Regions from separate parts of the Homo sapiens genome. Here all the other regions are linked to region 1. Evidence: chromatin contacts called from ENCODE Hi-C or POLR2A ChIA-PET data. All regions are on one chromosome and are shown on one strand. The core of a region is the stretch at or near the end of the contact, and the rest is flanking DNA. Distances in the headings are between cores, read along the strand shown.

Evidence for each region. A loop is a pair of places that touch in the nucleus more often than their neighbours do. ChIA-PET counts read pairs that join two places held with the same protein, here RNA polymerase II (POLR2A). Pooled maps may share reads with other maps.
Region 2: a loop to region 1 is called in a pooled map, with 16 times the contacts of the local background. The contact joins the promoter of PSMD4 here to the promoter of TDRKH in region 1. A Hi-C loop is called at or near these places in 8 of 50 pooled maps.
Region 3: a map with no recorded cell type shows a loop between it and region 1 (18-fold over the local background). The contact joins the promoter of VPS72 here to the promoter of TDRKH in region 1. A Hi-C loop is called at or near these places in 1 of 37 single-sample maps with no recorded cell type and 8 of 50 pooled maps. POLR2A ChIA-PET finds 5 or more read pairs at or near these places in 2 of 52 experiments (CD4-positive, alpha-beta T cell and GM12878).

What each region holds. Positions count from the first base shown.
Region 1 is chr1:151,789,187-151,791,886 of GRCh38, reverse strand. It overlaps TDRKH (tudor and KH domain containing), which reads left to right and starts at 1,387. Exons shown (of 13, transcript NM_001083965.2): 1 at 1,387-1,507. TDRKH-AS1 (TDRKH antisense RNA 1) reads right to left here and starts at 1,138. Exons shown (of 2, transcript NR_146292.1): 1 at 642-1,138. RefSeq lists a silencer at 1,443-1,702.
Region 2 is chr1:151,253,411-151,256,110 of GRCh38, reverse strand. PSMD4 (proteasome 26S subunit ubiquitin receptor, non-ATPase 4) reads right to left here and starts at 1,377. Exons shown (of 10, transcript NM_002810.4): 1 at 1,303-1,377. The coding sequence starts at 1,328. RefSeq lists a silencer at 1,116-1,255 and an enhancer at 1,296-1,485.
Region 3 is chr1:151,188,869-151,191,568 of GRCh38, reverse strand. VPS72 (vacuolar protein sorting 72 homolog) reads left to right here and starts at 1,372. Exons shown (of 6, transcript NM_005997.3): 1 at 1,372-1,564. The coding sequence starts at 1,448. RefSeq lists enhancers at 1,228-1,287, 1,328-1,397.

The DNA.
Region 1 (2,700 bases), core at 138-2,637:
TATAGAATATCTTGTGAAATTTTTCACAAGAAACTGGTAACCCTAGTTGCCTTGAAGGAAGGAAAATTTATTCACTATAATAACCTTGTTTCTTCTGAATTTTGTAGAATGTAAATGTATTACTTATTCAAAACGCATACACATTTTTATATTAATAGAAAGCAAAACCTGAGGCCCAAAGGCATCTGCCTAATTGACAAAAGATACAACCTTGCGTTCTTTCAGCAAATATTTATTGCTCATCACCTGCCAGGTATTGTGATGGAAGCTAGTGCGGAAGATCCCCCAATGACCAGGATCGCCCGACCCCTGTTCCCAGGGTGAGCCCCTAGCGCGGAGCGGGGACAGGGTGGACCGAGTAGGGCGCAGTGCTGGTCTCGCGAGGCTCCCTGCCCCACGGAGGCAGTAGCAGGACCCAACCGTTCCTAACCGTCCAGGGACCAGGACAGCGTCTGGAATAAAATCTTCCAAAGCAAACTTCCGCCTGCGGAGACCCGCTCCCTTCCTCGCCCCCACAGAAACGCCCCCCGCCACCACCCCCTCCCCCGGCGTAGGCCTTCACGCTGTCGCCTCGACCCGTTTCCTCGAATCCCCAGGGAAGGGTGGGCCCCTGGCGCCCCTATGGCCCGCCGCCCCCTTACCACCGCGGTCGGAGCCCGGGTCTCACTCTCCTGCCGCTGTTTCGGGCCACACCGTGTGTCCGTGCCTCCGCAAAGGAATAGAAGAGTGGGTCCTCGCTCTCTGCGGCGCACCGCTTGTCCCTTGACTTCCTGTCCATCTACAAAGCCTATTTCATGTTTTCCAGAAAGAAAACGTTTTCCGTGTCTCTTGAGTCCTCATCGCCATATGCGGGGCGGGACCGATCTATGCAAAAGATCGCAAGAGAAAACTGATGGAGCATCGCCCATCATGAGGCTGCTCTCCCGATGGTCACTGAGTTGTGTTGTGGCACTGTCTTTGTACAAAGACACCAATTTTTGCGAACGGTGCCACTCATGATTCAACGCTCTCATGCCTCGGTCCCAGCTGCTGGAGCGCAGATTTTCCTCCAAGGGTTAGAAGATAGAAAACTCCTCGGTAATTGGCCTAGAGGTGGTCTGCGAGGACGCCGGGAAGCTTGTAATTGGCTGTTTAATTCTCAGCAGGTGCGGTCTCAGTTAACAACATCTGCTTTTCCTGGATCTTATTGGCTGACAGGGTGGGCCTGCTTTGGATTCCATCCGGGTAATTGGGCAGCGGCTAGCAGCAGCCACGTCGCTCAGGGGCAGCCCGCGGAAGGATTGGTTGTGACGGGAGAAGGCGATTGGTCGGACTGCGAGCAGGGTGTTGATTGGTGCTGTCGGGCTGCGGGGGCGGGGAAGTGGCGGCTGAAGCGCCGCCGGCGGGGCTCACTGTGGTGGTGTGAGTGGGAGGCGGCGGCGCTGGTGGCTGCAGCTGGGGTGAGGCGCGAGGCGGCGCACTCGACGGCTGACTGGAGCAGCGGTAAAGGCGAGGATGGAGACCGAAGGTTTGGGGAGTGGGAAAGACAGGGTCATGGGCAGCCCTGGCCACTAGGAGACGGAAATGCGGGAGCGAGGGAAGGGAGGGGTCTGGCGTGCCCCGGGGCGAGGGAAGGATGTGGGGCGCAGCGGGGGAGTCAGAGCCCTGGGCTGTGAGACGCCGCTCGGGGGCAACTTGACCCACTGGGAACTCGTAACTGTATCTGAGGAAGATGCTCCAGTCACCCGCTTACGCCACAACGGACCCGGTGCGGGAGCGTTTGTGTTTGCCCTGAGTCAGTTCAGACTCTTCCACTGGGCCTTTTTGAGACTGAGAGCTGCCATCCGTATATCACTTTGCCTTTAACTTTCCCCAGCTTTTTCTTTAGTTATCGCTAATAGGATGGCTGTTTACAGTCGTCAGAATAATACATTGGGGTTTTTGTTTTTCCAGTATCCCTCATTCCTTAATCCAGGTATCATCGTGGGGGTTGGCTGGAGACCCCTATTTCAAAGACTGACTTTTAGACCCTTTCCTTGTTTTGAGAGAAAGGGGTTGACACTTTTTTTTTTCTCGTGAATTTAAAATAAACGTACCAAGGATGAGAACATTGAGCTGCTTCGATTCAAGCATGTCACCATGTTGTAGGTTCTTTGTAGGTTCTGGTTATTAGGAGATACTGGAATGAGTTATCTATGCTTTCATGGAGCTAACAATGTGATTTGACTTCTCATCACATCCTATTTGACTCCTGTCATTTTAAATGATAAAGTAAGCCTTAGCGATGCATATCAGATAGTTTTTGGCAATTGTTCAATACAAATGTCAGGAAATTTCAAAGTTAGCTTTCACTGAAAACCATTATCTAACCACATTCCTCACTGAACAATGATCCTCATCTTCTCTTCTTAGCTTCCCCTAGAAACTGTGGTCTTAAGTTCTAGTATTTTCCTCCTTCCCATTCAATTTTTAAGTAATAAAATCAAACACAAGCTAGCAGTCAGTACTATGCAGTTATCCCCGTTTACATTATATTATTTTCCATTTCTCTTTAAGAGAAACTTATAGCTGAAAGGATATGAAAATTGTGAACAAAACCATAGTGACAGATCAAGTAGAGTCTCATTTTTTGAGACATCAGCTGATAACTCAATTAGCACAAATTCATTTGTAATGTTTGAAGAGGAGTTAGTGAAATTTACCTTTTGCTTCAAATAGAAG
Region 2 (2,700 bases), core at 128-2,627, 540 kb after region 1:
CAGCCTTCCAAAGTGCTGGGATTACAGGCCTGAGCCACGCCCCAGCCAGACACTTTTCAAAAGACGATATACATACAGCCAACAAGCCTATTAAAAAAACCTCAATATCACTGATCATTAGAGAAATGCAAATAAATCAAAACCACAACGAGATACCACCTAACACCAGTCAGAATGGCTATTACTAAAAACTAAAAAAATAACAGATGCTGGCAAGGTTGCGAGAAAAGAGAACACTGTTCTATCGTTGGTGCAAGTGTAAATTAGTTCAATCACTGGGAATCACTTGAACCAGGGAGGCGGAGGCTGCAGTGAGCCAGACTGGGCCACTGCACTCCAGTCCGGGAGACAGAGCGAGACCGTCTCAAAAAAAAATTATTCATCGTTTATCTGAAACTCAAATTTCACTGGGCATCCTGTATGTTATCTGGCAATGCTATGCTCCCCCGAGAAAATAAAAAGAAGAAATCTCATAGGTGCCTGTTTCACCCAATCGGTGATTTGTGTTCGTCAACTATTCTGTATTACATTCAGTGATTACACTTAGAAGGAACTCTTGAAACCCTGCAAAAATTTATGTCCTCCTCTTCTAATGTGACTCGTAATAGGTACTCAGCCCAAGCCTGAAACTGACAAAGAGAGCTACCTCACCGGATAAAGCCTTTGTGTCAGACAGCCGTGGGTTTAAATCTTGACTCCACCACTTAACTAGCTGTATGATTTTGGACAAATCACTTAAAATCGCTGAGACTCGGTATCCTGAACCGTAAAATGGAGAGATAATTTACCTTAAGGTGTGGTTGTGAGGTATAAGTGAGATAAACAAAATGACTGATACATAAAAAGCAATCTGTAAATGGTACCTTTGAAGATGATACAGGGAAAGGTAATGAAGTTAGAGACGAGGGAATGGGGAGAGGAAGGGATTAATAATCTATTTTCCTAATAGACGTTATTTTGCAAAGAAAGGAGGGCAGAAAACTATTACGATGAGTCCGAAAAGCAGAACTGTAGCTAAAGACAGACCCGGGCTGCTCTAGAGAAGACGGCGCTAGAACAGAGAAAGGAAGCAGGAATGACCAGTCAATGACCGTCCCCCTGGGGGTAACAGTGGTAACCCGGGACTATCCGCCACTCCAGGGCCCCGGGATGACTCAGGGAGTCCAGCGGGCTCCTTACCTCCGGGGCCAGGGCCGCCTCTCGCCCATGAGCCCCTGGCCCCCACCCCAGGCCCTCCCTGCCTTGGCGCTACACGCGCCCGGAACCCAGCTCTGCCCCTCCTGCCCCGAAGTAGCTCCTCACCACACCATAGTGCTTTCCAACACCATCTTGCCACCTTCCTCCCTCCCGACCGGGTCTCCGGGACGGCCTAACAACAACTCCTCCAATTGGCCCGTCGCTCTTCACCAATCACAGACCTCGGCTTGGCCAGCTGCTTCCGCCTCCGTCCCCCACGTTGCGTTCTGGGAGTTGTAGGTGCCGCCAAACAAATTTGTAGGCGTCTTGAGGGTAGTTGAAGGGAATCGCGGTAACACAAAAAACAGGATCTAGCCTCCACTTTCCCTGCCATTGCAGTTCTCAGTTGGGGTTTCCCGCTGGCCGGATCTCAGGGGAGCTATGGAGGAACCTTTGAAAGTGCTGTGTCGATTCCGGCTTCGGCATTTTAAAAAAGTGTCGGGATCGGCCGAGCGCGGTGGCTCACGCCTGTTAGCCCAGCACTTTGGGAGGCCAAGGCGGGCGGATCACGAGGTCAGGAGTTCGAGACCAGCCTGGCCAGCATGGTGAAACCCTGTCTCTACTAAAAATACAAAAAATTAGCCGGGCATGGTGGCGCACGCCTGTAATCCCCGCTACTCGGGAGGCTGAGGCAGGAGAATTACTTGAACCCGGGAGGCAGAGATTGCAGTGAGCCGAGATCGCGCCACTGCACTCCAGCCTGGGGGACAGAGTGAGACTCCGTCTCAAAAAAAGAAAAAAAAAAGTGTCGGGATCGCTAATGACTTTCTACAGCCCTCAGTTCCCTGTAGAATTTTAATTCAACAAGCCCTTATACCCTTCAATTGAATTTATTTGTATATTTATCTCCTCCCTCGTTTAACTAAGGGTGGGCAACGTGCCTTTTTTTTTTTTTTTTTTTTTTTTTTTTTTTTTTTTTTTGAGACGGAGGAGTCTCGCTCTTTCACCCAGGCTAGAGTGCAGTGGCTCGATCTCGGCTCACTGCAACCTCCACCTCCTGGGTTCCAGGGATTCTCCTGCCTCAGCCTCCCAGGTAGCTGGGACTACAGGGGCATTCCACCATGCCCGGCTAATTTTGTATTTTTAGTAGAGACGAGGTTTCACCATGTTGGCCAGGCTGGTCTCGATTTCCTGACCTCAGATGATCCACCCACCTCAGCTTCCCAAAGTGCTGGGATTACAGGCGTGAGCCACCACACCTGGCCGGCAACGTGTCTTAATCTTTACAATTCCCTAAGCCCAGTACAGAGCCCGGAAAAGATTTGACAACTCAATTATATTAACTAATCTGCCAAAGAACAAACCACTAAACCGTTTTGGTTAATCAAAAATTACATTCAAGGCCTGATGCAATGGCTTAGGTTTTATAATCCCAGCGTTTTGGGAGGCCCAGGCAGGAGGATCAACTCAGGCTAGGAGTCTGAGACCAGCCTGGACAACACAGCCAGACTCCGTCTCTACAAA
Region 3 (2,700 bases), core at 123-2,622, 600 kb after region 1:
GTATCTGGGATAACAGGCGCCCACCACCACGACCAGCTAATTTTTGTATTTTTAGTAGAGATGGGGTTTCGCCATCTTGGCCAGGCTGGTCGTGAACTCCTGACCTCATGATCCACCCCCTTCGGCCTCCCAAAGTGCTGGGATTACAGGTGTGAGCCACAATTTTGTGTCTTTTAACAAATCTTTCCCTGTCCCTTCCTTCCCCCTGCTCTTCCCAGCCTCCAGTATCCTCTGTTCTTTCACTTCTATGAAATCAACTTTTTAAAAGCGTCACATATGAGTGAGAACATGCAGTGTTTTAACTTTCTGTTCGTGGCTTAAGTCAGTTAACATGTCCTCCAGTTCCATCCATGTTGCTGCAAATGACAGGATTTTCTTCTTTTTAATGGCTGAAAAGTATTCCATTGTGTATATACACCCTATTTCCTTTATTCATCTGTTGTTGGACACAGAGATTGATTTCCTATTTTGGCTACTCTAAGTAGTGCTGCAATAAATATGGGGGTGCATAAATATGGAGTGCAGACGTCTCTTGGATATACTGATTTCCTTTTTTTTTTTCCTCCTAAATTGGCTTCCTCAGGTTGAATTATGTCCTTTCCTTTGGATAAATGTCTATGGCTGTGTTTTTAACCACAATACTATGCTTCCTTCCTCAAGGATTTTTGACTTTATCTTGTAGATGATGTGGAGCCATTAAAAATGTTTGAGGACAGGAGTGGCAAAACGTGGGTTTTTAGAAAGTTTCCTACTAGCAGCAGTGTAGAAAATGGACTGGAGCGGAGAGAATGACCTCTTCTAAAAGAAAATGTGAGCTGGGGGCGCAGGCTTATGCCTGTAATCCCAGCACTTTGGGAGGCCGAAGCGGGCGGATCACCTGAGGTCAGGAGTTCGAGACCAGCCTGGCCAACACGGTGAAAGCTGTCTCTACTAAAAATACAAAAATTAGTTGGGCATGGTGGCGGGCGCCTGTAATCCCAGCTACTCGGGGGACTGAGGCAGGAGAATCGCTTCAGCCCGGGGGACGGAGGTTGCAGTGAGCCGAGATCGTGCCACTGCACTCCAGTCTGGCGACAGAGCGAGGCGAGACTCCGTCCCTACGGAAAAAAAAAACCATATATATATATAAAATAAAAATAAATAAAATAAAATGTGTTGACTTAGGGTTATGGGGGTCTTCGTACCACCAAGTGGACTCATTGAGCAAGGGAGATCGCTGGGTACTAGAGCAAGCGGCCTAGAGCATCCGCGCAGGAGTAGGAGAGGCTGAAGAGTAAAGAGGGTTTAGAGGGTGGGACTGGGAGTCTCTCGACACTCTGTTACTTCTGCCTGTAAACGCCCGACTTCCGCCGCTGGTGGCCACCCGCAGGTAGTGATGTCGAGCGTCGAGCTCCCAAAACCGAGCTGGTGAGGGGCTGCAGGTGGCGGCGCAGTCTCGGTAGGCGGTATGAGTTTGGCTGGGGGCCGGGCACCCCGGAAGACCGCTGGGAACCGGCTTTCTGGGCTTTTGGAGGCAGAGGAGGAAGATGAGTTCTACCAGACGACTTATGGGGGTTTCACAGAGGCAAGATCCGGGCCTGGGAAAAGGGAGGGGAGGAGGCAAAGAGGAGCCCTGAAGGGAGAAACCCCGGACAAAGAAGAAGAGGGCGGGGAATAGAGAGGAGCTCTGGGAGCTGATACTCGAGTTGGGTGGGTGAATCGGAGCCGGGGGGCGAGGCGGGGGAACGGATAGTGTGGAGTCCTAGAAGGGAGAGCTCTGGATGGGGTCAAAGGGGCCTGAGACGGAGAAGCTCTCCGGAGGCACTCCAGAGAACAGAGAACGGCAGAAACCTACCGTATACTTGCGTGGTTGCATCTTTCACTGTACTTCTGACGTCCAGCATACACGAGGCACACACATAGTAGTAGACAGTTGCTCGATGTATACTCGTTGGCCCACTGCTGGATTATTCACCTGAGACATGGAAAGGAACCGCTCCAAAAGTAGAGGAGCTTAGCCCACTTCTTTTTCAGCTTTCAGGTCTCAGTGTAAATGTTTTCTCAGGAAGATAACCCTTCCTTGACTATCCTAACAAGTGTCCCCATTTATTTCTTCCACAGAACATATTTCAATTTGCAATTAGATTTGGTTTGCTTACTTGCTTATGCTTTTCTATTGCATTGTAAACTGTATAAAGTTAGAGATGGTCTGTTTTGTTCAACATTATGTGTGAGGTGTCCGGACTGGGCTGCCACTTGCTAAATTTTTATTAGTTGAATCTACCCGTTTATTAAATGTGTTGAGTACCCAGAGCATGCCATCGGTAATAGGTTGTTTTAGGCTCTAGGGAAACAGAATATTAAAAACAGTGCTCTGTCCTTACATACTCCATGCCCCAGTGGGGTAACTGCCTGGGTTAACAGTTAAAATACTGTGTGATAGGCCGAGCACAGTGGCTTTGGCCGGGCACAGTGGCTCACGCCTGTAATCCCAGCACTTTGGAAGGCCGAGGCGGGTGGATCACAAGGTCAGGAAATCGAGACCATCCTGGCCAACATGGTAAAACCCCCTGTCTCTATTAAAATACAAAAATTAGCCAAGCGTGGTGGTGTGCGCCTATAGTCCCAGCTACTCAGGAGGCTGAGGCAGAGAATCGCTTGAACCTGGGAGGAGGAGGTTGCAGTGAGCCGAGATCGTACCACTGCACTCCAGCCTGGGCG